Regions from separate parts of the Homo sapiens genome. Here all the other regions are linked to region 2. A link is a contact called in ENCODE Hi-C or POLR2A ChIA-PET data. All regions are on one chromosome and are shown on one strand. The core of a region is the stretch at or near the end of the contact, and the rest is flanking DNA. Distances in the headings are between cores, read along the strand shown.

Evidence for each region. A loop is a pair of places that touch in the nucleus more often than their neighbours do. ChIA-PET counts read pairs that join two places held with the same protein, here RNA polymerase II (POLR2A). Pooled maps may share reads with other maps.
Region 1: a pooled map shows a loop between it and region 2 (14-fold over the local background). The contact joins the promoter of ATF7-NPFF here to the promoter of ZNF740 in region 2. A Hi-C loop is called at or near these places in 1 of 37 single-sample maps with no recorded cell type and 11 of 50 pooled maps. POLR2A ChIA-PET finds 5 or more read pairs at or near these places in 2 of 52 experiments (A673 and activated CD8-positive, alpha-beta T cell).
Region 3: a loop to region 2 is called in a map of dorsolateral prefrontal cortex, with 2.5 times the contacts of the local background. The contact joins the promoter of PRR13 here to the promoter of ZNF740 in region 2. A Hi-C loop is called at or near these places in 6 of 168 maps with a recorded cell type or tissue (B cell, CD4-positive, alpha-beta memory T cell, CD8-positive, alpha-beta T cell and 2 more), 5 of 37 single-sample maps with no recorded cell type and 18 of 50 pooled maps. POLR2A ChIA-PET finds 5 or more read pairs at or near these places in 8 of 52 experiments (CD4-positive, alpha-beta T cell, Caco-2, MCF 10A and 4 more).

Annotation. Positions count from the first base shown.
Region 1 is chr12:53,624,943-53,628,316 of GRCh38, reverse strand. It overlaps ATF7-NPFF (ATF7-NPFF readthrough), which reads left to right and starts at 1,935. Exons shown (of 15, transcript NR_159377.1): 1 at 1,935-2,038. It overlaps ATF7 (activating transcription factor 7), which reads left to right and starts at 1,935. Exons shown (of 12, transcript NM_006856.3): 1 at 1,935-2,038. RefSeq lists an enhancer at 2,009-2,078.
Region 2 is chr12:53,179,202-53,182,488 of GRCh38, reverse strand. It overlaps ZNF740 (zinc finger protein 740), which reads right to left and starts at 1,767. Exons shown (of 7, transcript NM_001004304.4): 1 at 1,652-1,767; 2 at 497-812. The coding sequence starts at 505. CSAD (cysteine sulfinic acid decarboxylase) reads left to right here and starts at 1,564. Exons shown (of 17, transcript NM_001244705.2): 1 at 1,564-1,757. RefSeq lists silencers at 750-1,044, 1,398-1,697, 1,988-2,077 and an enhancer at 1,740-2,298.
Region 3 is chr12:53,440,201-53,443,291 of GRCh38, reverse strand. PRR13 (proline rich 13) reads right to left here and starts at 1,558. Exons shown (of 4, transcript NM_018457.4): 1 at 1,500-1,558; 2 at 559-597. The coding sequence starts at 577. RefSeq lists a silencer at 1,561-1,710 and enhancers at 2,001-2,090, 1,821-2,586.

The DNA.
Region 1 (3,374 bases), core at 686-3,185, 450 kb before region 2:
TCCGTCTCAAAAAACAAAAACAAACAAACAAACAAAAAACATCAATTTAGAATAGTACCTGGAACATAGTAAAATCTATAAATATTAGCTATTGCATGTATACAGCGATAGCCAATTGTTCCACCACGATTTGTAGAATCCTTTTCCCTCTGATTTTATTTTTATTTATTTATTTATTTATTTATTTATTTATTTATTTTGACACGGAGTTTCGCTGTTGTTGCCCAGGCTGGAGTGCAATGGCGGGATCTTGGCTCACTGCAACCTCCGCTTTCCAGGTTCAAGTGATTCTCTTGCCTCGGCCTCCTGAGTAGCTGGGATTTACAGGCGTGAGCCACTGCGCCCGGCCAACATACAAATTTTTCTTATATATTTAAGGTATGTTTCCATCACTGTATTCTTTTAAGTAGGAATTGTTTTAGGGGAGAATAGTTTGGAAGCCAAGACTCCTCTCAACTTTTCTCAATTCACTACATAAGAAAGAAAGATTTTACATCTGTTTCATTTTAGGTATCTAGGGAGAAATCACCCAGATTCTTCCTACCTCTCAGAGGGTGCTGTGAGGATAGATGAGATGCTAGACAGAAAGTTCAGAAAGCTGAGTAACATAAAGCTGCAAAAGGAGAGAACAGAGATTCCATAGATAATATTTTAAGTCAACTACAATTCGTTAAATTTTAAGAAAATTATTTATTTTATTTATTTATCGAGACAGGGTTTCACTCTGTTGTCCAGGCTGGAGTGCAGTGGCCTGATGTGGGCTCACTGCCACCTCAACCTCCTGGGCTCAAGCGATCTTCCCACTTAGCCCCCCGAATAGCTACTACAGGTGCAGGCCACCATGCCCGGCTAATTTTATATTTTTTCGTAGAGCTGAGTTTTCGCCATGTTGCCCAGGCTGGTCTCAAATTCCTGGGCTCAGGCGATCCTCTTGCCTCGGCCTAGCAGTGTTGGGATTACAGACGTGAGCCACTGCACCCAGCCTGTTTTTTGTTTTTCTTTTTTCTTTTCCTGGTTTGTCTTGAACAAGACATATAAATGTAAGACTATAGACTTTGCATTTGATATTTCCCCCGAAATCTTCCCAGGTCATAATTCAACTCCTGGTGTGTTACTTCCTCAAAGAGGTCTTCTCTCAAACACTAGGAGTAAAGCTTCTTCCCCACTCCTAGTCACCTTCTGTCTCACTATCCTGAAGCGCTTTTCACTATTTGAAATATTTGTGTTTATTGGCTTTTTAACTGTCTCCCCTTCCTCACTCAAATATAAATTCTACCTGGGTTGGTAACTCCTTAACCCCATGCTTAGAACAATGCTTTGCACGGGGGGTATAGCTCAGGGATAGAGCATTCGACTGCAGAACAATGCTTTGCATGTAGTATGCCCTACGTTTTGTGAAAATATTTGCTGAATAATATAGTGATTTTAAAAAATCCCCAAGCAGTTTCATGTATCTCATTTGATCATTACAACTATTTGAATAAAATGAGATTGTTAGTCCCATTGTACAGAGACTCAGAGAAGGTTTTCACCCAAGGCAATAGGGCTAGTAAAATGGTAGTGTTAGAATTGCTGTGCGGGTGGATTGCTTTGTCCGTACATGGACTTCATTTCTAGCGCTAAGGGTATTTTAAATTACTTTGCCGTTAAGGAAGCGATGACTCTGAAAGATAGTAGTAACCACCACTACAGGCACCTGTAAAGATCCTCTCTCCTTTTTCCTTTCTTTCTCCCGCTAGATTCTGCAGCCGAACACGTGTGACCTGTGTGGACAGTACTCGCTCAGTCTCCCTCCCCAGCCCTGCCCACAGTAAGCCCGGCCCCTTCTTTTCCCGGAGCCCCCGCCTCTCGGCCGCTTTCCAACTCAGCCCCCACGGATCTCGCCCTTCCCCCGCGGACCCATGACTTCTCGCGAGAGTTGAGCGCGCCTGGCCGGACGGGAGGAAAGTATCCGTTCCGCCAAGGGGGGAAAGGAGGAGCTGGAGACAGATTGTAGGACCGAGCGCGGGCAGGCGGGAGGCAACGGAGCTACCAGCCGGTAAGTCCTTTTAACATTAGCTAGTCCATGATCTGACGGGAGTCTCCCTTTCAACTCTGGCCAGTCCCAGCGTTCCAGGCTGGGGTCTCCCCTCCCAGTCTGTGTTGGACGGGGGCGCTGAGGCGGTGGCCGGGCCCTGTCTGAGGAAGAGGGTGGGGCATAGGCCAAAGCCGACCAATGGGAGAGAAGGAAGCCTCGATTGGCGGCGATGAGCGCTAATGGGAGATCGCTTTTACGTTGCCGAGCGCCGCCCTTCTCTCCCTACTCCCGCCTCCTTCCTTTGGGGGGAAGGCGGGGCCAGAGGCTTGAAGTGTGGGGAGAACTTGGTGTAAGTAGCCCCGGGGGGCACAGGGCGTGGCAAGGAGAGGGGAATTGAATCCTGAGGGAAGGGTAGTCTAGTGGAGCCTAATGGAAGGATCATGGGATGGGGTGGAATGGGAGAAAGAGGAGGGATACTAAACTAAGTTAGAAACCCAGGGCTTCCCAAAGAGTGGGATTAGGAGCTTGGAATTGGAAAAGGGTAATAGGAAGGAGGTAGGAATGAGTAGATGAGAACAAAGATCTTGATCTGGTGACACAACACCCCGTTGGGTTTGGCAGAAAAGATAGATGGGGTGGATTATTGGAAATGAGGGTCATGGCATTTTGATTGAATTAATTAAAAGAACATCAGGGACATGATATCAGAGAGAAAGTATGGATTTGGAGAAAATTAAGTGAATTAATTTAAGAGGACAGTATGGGTGAGCTGAGTCGCCATAAGGCATGGCTTCTGGAAGGATATGAGCCTTGAGAGCGATAAGAGGTGTTTGGGAAGGAGATGGCTGATATACACATGTCTTTAGCCTAGGTATCAGGTGGTTGGGATATTGATTTAGGGCTTCTGGTGGATATGGCACCCAGACTGGTGACCAGCCTCCAAGATGCTGGGATGGGGGTTGAGAAGGAGAAAAATAGAACGCTTTCATCGCTTCTCTGATTTTCCTTCTCCCTCTCTTCTATTACCCAAACTCTTCCCAGACACCAGGATGTGGTCTTGGGACTTAAGCAGTCCAAGTTGGAGCCCCATAGGGACTTAATATGTTGCTCTGAATTGCTTGTTATGTTCTCTGACTGGGGTGTTTACAACCCAGGGCACCTCCTACCCAGATTCCCGCGTTGCTACTTTCCTAACTTTAAAAGTTTGTTTTCTGCTTAACAGAGGGTGTTTTAGTATCTCTGAGGGTCATGTCATATTAAGTACAGGTGTGTAGGGGGTGTGCAGAGTTTTCTCAGCAAGCTCACATGAGTCCTGTGTTTAAAAATTTTGCAGTAGTGTAATTCTTGTAGCGATATC
Region 2 (3,287 bases), core at 518-3,017:
CCAGCCACTATACAAGGCATTGTGAATATAAAAATAAATGGCTTTCCATCCCTCTCCCGACCCCAACTAGCCTGGAAGCTCACTGGGGACAAGGACAATCGTATTCATCTTTGTATTCCCAGCACAATGCCTTGCATGCAACAGGAACTCAATAAATTCCTGTTGGAAAAAAACAAAAGAAGCATTCACCGTACTATTCACTCCCTTACACCCCTCAGCACTTAATGTACCAAATGTAAACTGAGTACACGTTGCTTTGCAAATGTCCCATCAGTGCCTGTGATGCAGTATAGCCTACCTCCTTCATTTGACTGGAAGCTCCCTGAAGGCAGGGGCTGTGGCCTGTCTCCTTTCCTTCCTCTAGATCTCCCCCTGGTGCTTAATACAGAGCTTGGATCACTGGGGTTGGTCAATATGTTGACTAAGGCAGCATTCAAGAGTGAAACTGCAAACAGGCTTCCCAGTTATCTTGGAGGAGGACTCTAGAGCTTTTTACCTGAGCCATGCTGATTTCTCACTTAAGGCAACCCAAAAGTTCAGGAGTTCCTAGGTCCACCTTTCCTTGAGACACTGTCGTTTTGAAGAACTGTCACCAAATCACGGTAGCGACTCCTTCGTGTCCCATCAGTCCTGTTGCCATATTGAACTTTGTCTTCAAATAGAACTTAGTGTCCTCCGAAGAAAAGATAGGTGTTCCAAGAATCCCTGGACTCTGCCTGGCTCCTGCCTATTGTCTGAAGAAAAAGAGAGTCTACCAGTCTTGGTTTTCCAGTTGAATTCTCTTGATGAAGCTCACGATCTGTTTCAGAAACCTGAAACCAGAAAGGAAGAGGGGGGCTGCTAAATGCAACATCTTCAGGCCATTACAACGTGCGATATGAATTTTTTTTTTGCTGGGCGCTCTCTGTGAAGCTCAGAACGAGGACATGAGTCAAGAAGAGTTTTCTTTCTAGGTCAATAGGAGGAACTGGTCTCCTGGGCAAGGAGTGGAAGCCAACAGGAGCAAAAGTAATTGGGGCCTCCTATGGAGGAACTCTGCCAAAAGGAAAGTTGCTTGGATTTGCCATCTCAGGAATGGAAGAAGGGGGCGGAGACCCTTTGGGGCTTTTGTGCCCAGTGGGCCGGCCCGAAAAGCTCGCACTTTACAGAGGCGGCAAGACTAGGGTGGAGGAAAGCTCAAGGGCCATCGCTGGGTGCTTCGGTGGCGGGCAGAAACGGGACTGGCAGTGCCCACACGTGTGCGTTCTCCCCGTCCGCCCGAAGGTAGGGAAACTTGCTGCGGAGGTGGAGGACAGGCAGGCGAAGCCCGGCGCGGCGTGTCGCCCGCCTCGCTCCGGCCAGCCAGCCTCTGCACCCGCTGCACCAACCGGGAGCAGAGCCGGAGAGTGCCGAGAAGCGCGCGAGATGCGTGCTCGCGCCCGCGTCCCCTCCGAGAGCCCTCTCCCGGGCCGGGGACGCGGCGGGACGCGCGGGCAGGGGGCGGTGTGCGCGCACGGCCTTTCCCCTCCCTCCCCCGGAGATCCCCCTCCCTTCGCCACGCGCCCCTCCTCCCCTCCCCTCCCCCTTCCCGCGCGGCACCCCACGGCTTGCGAGCTACTGAAGCGCTGCCGTCTGTACGGACGACGCTGCGGTCTTTGGGGCTTGCTCCTACCTGCCAGGCGCGGCCTCCCGCTGGCTCCCTGGCCGCGCGGCGCCTCCTCCAGGCCCCAGCACACCCTGCCAACCCCACCGCCGCGGCTGCCCCCACCGGGACCGAGGCAAGTTTACAAACACCAACCCCGGCCCGTTTCCCCGGAAGCACTTCCCCCTCCCCCTCGTCCTCTCCGCCGAGCGGCTGCATCCACTTCCGGGCTCGGCAGCTAGACTAGCGGGGGCAGCCTCAGAGCGGGTGAGCTTGGGGACGCACGGAGAGGTGCAGCTGGGTGAGTGGGCGGCGCCGTGCGCCGAGGGCATGGAGGAGGGAGCGCTGAGGCCGGCGCGTGCGCCGTGGCCGGGGCGCGCCCCGGCCGCCATCGAGACTGAGGGCAGGACCCTCGGCCCTTCGATGATTGTACGCTGGGTGCTCGATGGGAGGAGGGTTTGCTGGGTGAGCTGGTTCAGACTCCTTGAAAAATCATCGTCACTCTTTCTTCCTCGCGGACGTCCTGCCCATCGCTCTGAGCCGGCGCCCCAAGTAGAGCCAGAGTAGTTCGTACCCAGCCTTTTCACGTAACTCGGCCGAGGTGGTTCTTCTCCGAATTTTTTCCGTCAGGCCCAGATTAGCAGATTTTGGGGTCAGCTGGGAGAGGCGTTAACTTTTCTTCGCACACTCTTGCTTTGTGCGCTCAACCACAGTCTGAATTCTCGCAGAGGCGTTCCTTGAGTAGCCCTTGGCCACACTGCTCACCTCCCTGCAGAAGTCAAAGCCCCAGCCCTCCTCTGCGAATCCCGAGGCCAGCCTGGTTGGTTACCTTCTCCCCTTCGCCCTTTACTCCAGGCCGTCCAGCATCAAACACTAGCCTCCACACGTGGAAAAGACCCTGACTCCCACAGTAGACTAGTCTTATGGGAGTCCTGGCTCTTGGGCCAGGCTGCATTAGGAAAATGGAAACCAGACTGTCTTCAAATTCTTCTGCCTAGCCTTAGCCATTAGAGAGAGGTCCTGCTAAAGATGGACTGCAAATGCGCTTGATGGAAGGAGATGTCAATTCCACTGAAGTCCTCATTTCTGCTGTAGGTGATATTATGTCGTGACTTTAGGAGAAGTAATGGTGATACCAAAAGAAAAAAAAAACTGTATGATGAAAAAAAGACAAGGATTCTCAACTTTTTTTTTTTTGTAGACAGATTTCATTTCCCTGAGCCACTCCATGATTTGGGCCATTGAAAGTACGTTTTTTGTGTTTTAGGATCATTCTAAAATAGAGACAAAATGGAGAAAGAGAGAGATAAAGAAACATCACCAGGAATAAGTCTTTTAAATCTTTTTTGAAAATTAGCTCCTACTTATTTTACAAATCGACACAACGCAAAAGTATAAAAGACACAAAATGGTTATTCTCCCCCTCTACTTATCCCATGCTCCTGAAGGGAATCATTCTTACCAGTTTGGTATATATGCTTTTAGGCTTTTTTCTGTGTTCATACAAAAATCTTTTCAACCAGTATTTATTGAGCACCTGTAATGCGCCATACAGTGTATTTTAGACATCTGAGTCAGCTAACATTTAAAAAACTGTTGCACAGTATTCCAGTTTATGTGTGTGCCTTGTCCCATCTTGATGAACATTTAGGTTTCAGATTTTTTT
Region 3 (3,091 bases), core at 309-2,808, 260 kb before region 2:
AAACGGAAAGATGACAAAGAAGAATGGAGGGTAGGGGAGACAAACTTGAGTTGGGGAGAAAAGGGGGAATGTCCCTGGAAGGGCTAGGGAGAGGAGGGAGACAGTGAACTCTGAGGAAGACAAAAGCACTGGTCAGTCCAGGCGCGGTGGCTCACGCCTGTAATCCCAGCACTTTGGGAGGCCGAGGTGGACAGATCTCATGAGGCCATGAGTTTGAGACCAGCCTGGCCAAATTGTGAAACCCCCATCTCTACTAAAAATACAAAAAGTAGCCGGGCGTGATAGCATGCGTCTGTAATCTCAGCTACTCCAGAGGCTGAAACAGGAGAATCGCTTGAACCCAGGAGGCGGAGGTTGCAGTGAGCCTGGGCAACAGAGACTCCATCTCAAAAAATAAATAAATTAAATTAAATTAAAAAGCACTGGTCAGCTCTAGACTAAGGACTTTGCTTTTGCGGGTACAGCAGGTCGGGGGTAGGGGAGCTGATACAGAAACTTCCTGTTATAGAGCCCATCAGAAAAAGGGTTAGGGGTGGAACAGAACCCCCAAACACCTACCGGCATTGGGATTCCACATGTTTAGGTGTGTCCTCCAGCCTGAGGAGAAAGAAATGAGGCAAAAAAGATGACGGTCTAGAGGTAGGAAGTGGACTTAGCACCGGAGCCCAGCCCTAACGTCTTCCACCCCACAGTAGGCTCTCCTACCTGGAGAACTACCACAACTTCCACATAAGAAATGTCTCTTTTCTGGCTGGGCGCGGTGGCTCACGCCTGTAATCCCAGCACTTTGGGAGGCCGAGGCGGGTGGATCACGAGGTCAAGAGTTCGAGACCAGCCTGGCCAACATCGTGAAACCCCGTCTCTACTAAAAATCTAAAAATTAGCCGGGCGCGGTGGCGGGCACCTGTAATCCCAGTTATTCGGGAGGCTGAGTCAGGAAAATTGCTTGAACCCGGGAGGCAGAGGTTGCAGTGAGCCGAGACCGCGCCACTGCACTCTAGCCTGGGCGACGGAGCAAGACACCGTCTCAAAAAGAAAAGAAAAGAAAAGAAATGTCTCTTTCCACTTGTTTCTTCGCCCTCAATACCTACTTGGTTCCTAACACAGGAATCTAGTTCCCAGGGCCCCTCCACCCAGGTGGAAGCGTCTAACTCTTCGGAAGTAGGCAGTACCCGCGAGTCTCGGCCCCACCATCACTCATCTCCCTTTCCCTGGAACTGAGTACGGAGGCCTTTAACCACGCACAGAGTAAGAAAGGATCTCAAACAACTTTCTCTCTCCCTGGGGAGGACCCCACCTCAGGCTAAAAAAAGGATACGCCTCGAGGCGAAGTAAGAAGGAAGTTGCCCAAGAACCTCAAATACTTAAATATGTGGACACAGCCCCCTTCCTCCAAAAAAGAAAAAAGGCAAATGAAGATCCTAGCCCCAAGCTGCGAAGAGACTCTTGACCTAGCAAGGGGAAAAGGAAAAACCTATGGAATCCAGATACCCCATCACCTTTCCACCGCCGCCTGGGCTTGCTGCGTTCTCCTTCGCAGTCTCGGCTCTTCCTAGTCACCCAGACCCCGTGCTTCGGCACCCGCCTCTGCTACTGCCTAATTGGTAATTATGTGGCCGCTCGACTGATGATTAGACAACAAACTAATCAATCACTCTGGTCCGACTGAGGAGGAAACGGTTGCTCTAGGGGCGGAGCGGAGCCCTTTACGGCTAGGCCAGTACCGAGAAGCCGGAAATCTCCTGGGGGCGGGGCTAGGCGGAGAGCGCTGGAGGGGGCGGGGCCAGCTGCTGGGCAAAGTCCTAGAGACACCGAGAAGAAACTCTTCCCTTGCTCTCTTACCTCATGGTTCACTGGGTGCAATACCTTGTAAAATGAATACACTATGGTAAGTGTTGTAATACAGATATAGACAGAGTTCTCGGCAAGGGCAGAAGAGCTGCTGAGTCCCAGCCCCAAGCCTCAATGTTCCCGGCTCCGTCTTACACTCGCAAGGGAAGCAAACAAACATTCTTGCGGAAGATACAGAGATTTCATAATCTCTCCCAGGATTCCCTCTCTCAATTGCATAGCTCCGCCATCTGTCAAGTAGCCTAAACCAGAAACCAAGGAGGGCGTCCGTGATCCCTCTGCCTCCTTCACCTCCCTTACCCCAAATTATCAGTTTTGTCTCTCAAATATATCTGGAATCTCTCCACTTCTCTCTGTCTTCCCTGCTCCAAACCTCCCATCATCTGTCGCCTGGATTCATCTCTCCCCTGAATTGCTACAATGGCCTCCCTACAATGGCCTCCCTTTTTTTTTTTTTTTTTTTTTTTGAGACGGAGTCTCGCTCTGTCACGAGGCTGGAGTGCAGTGGTGCGACCTCGGCTCACTGCAACCTCCGCTTCCCGGGTTCAAGCGATAATCCTGCCTCAGCCTCCGAAGTAGCTGGGACTACAGACGCGGCTAATTTTTCTATTTTTTAGTAGAGATGGGATTTCACCATGTTGGCCAGGATGGTCTCGCTCTCTTGACTTCGTGATCTGCCCGCCTCGGCCTCCCAAAGTGCTGGGATTATAGGCGTGAGCCACCGTACCCAGCCTTTAAAAAAAAAAAAAAAATACAAGTGGCCGGGCGCAGTGGCTCACGCCTGTAATCCCAGCACTTTGGGAGGCCGAGGCAGGCGGATCACAAGGTCAGGAGTTCGAGACCAGCCTGGCCAATATGGTAAAACCCCGTTTCTACTAAAAATACAAAAATTAGCCGGGCGTGGTGACATGTGCCTGTAATCCCAGCCACTTGAGAGGCTGAGGCAGGAGAATCGCTTGAACCCGGGAGGTTGCAGTGAACCGAGATCACGCCATAGCACTCCAGCCTGGGCAACAGAGCGAGACTCCATCTCAAAAAAAAAAAGAAAGAAAGAAAGAAAGAAAGTGAGCTAGGCATGGTGGCACATACCTGTAATCCCAGCTAGTGGGAAGGCTGAGGCATGAGAATCGCTTGAACCTGGGAGGGAGAGGGTGCAGTGAGCCAAGATCATGCCACTGCACTCCAGACTAAGCAACAGAGCAGGACTCTGTTTCAAAAAAAAAAAAAAAAAAAAGTGGGA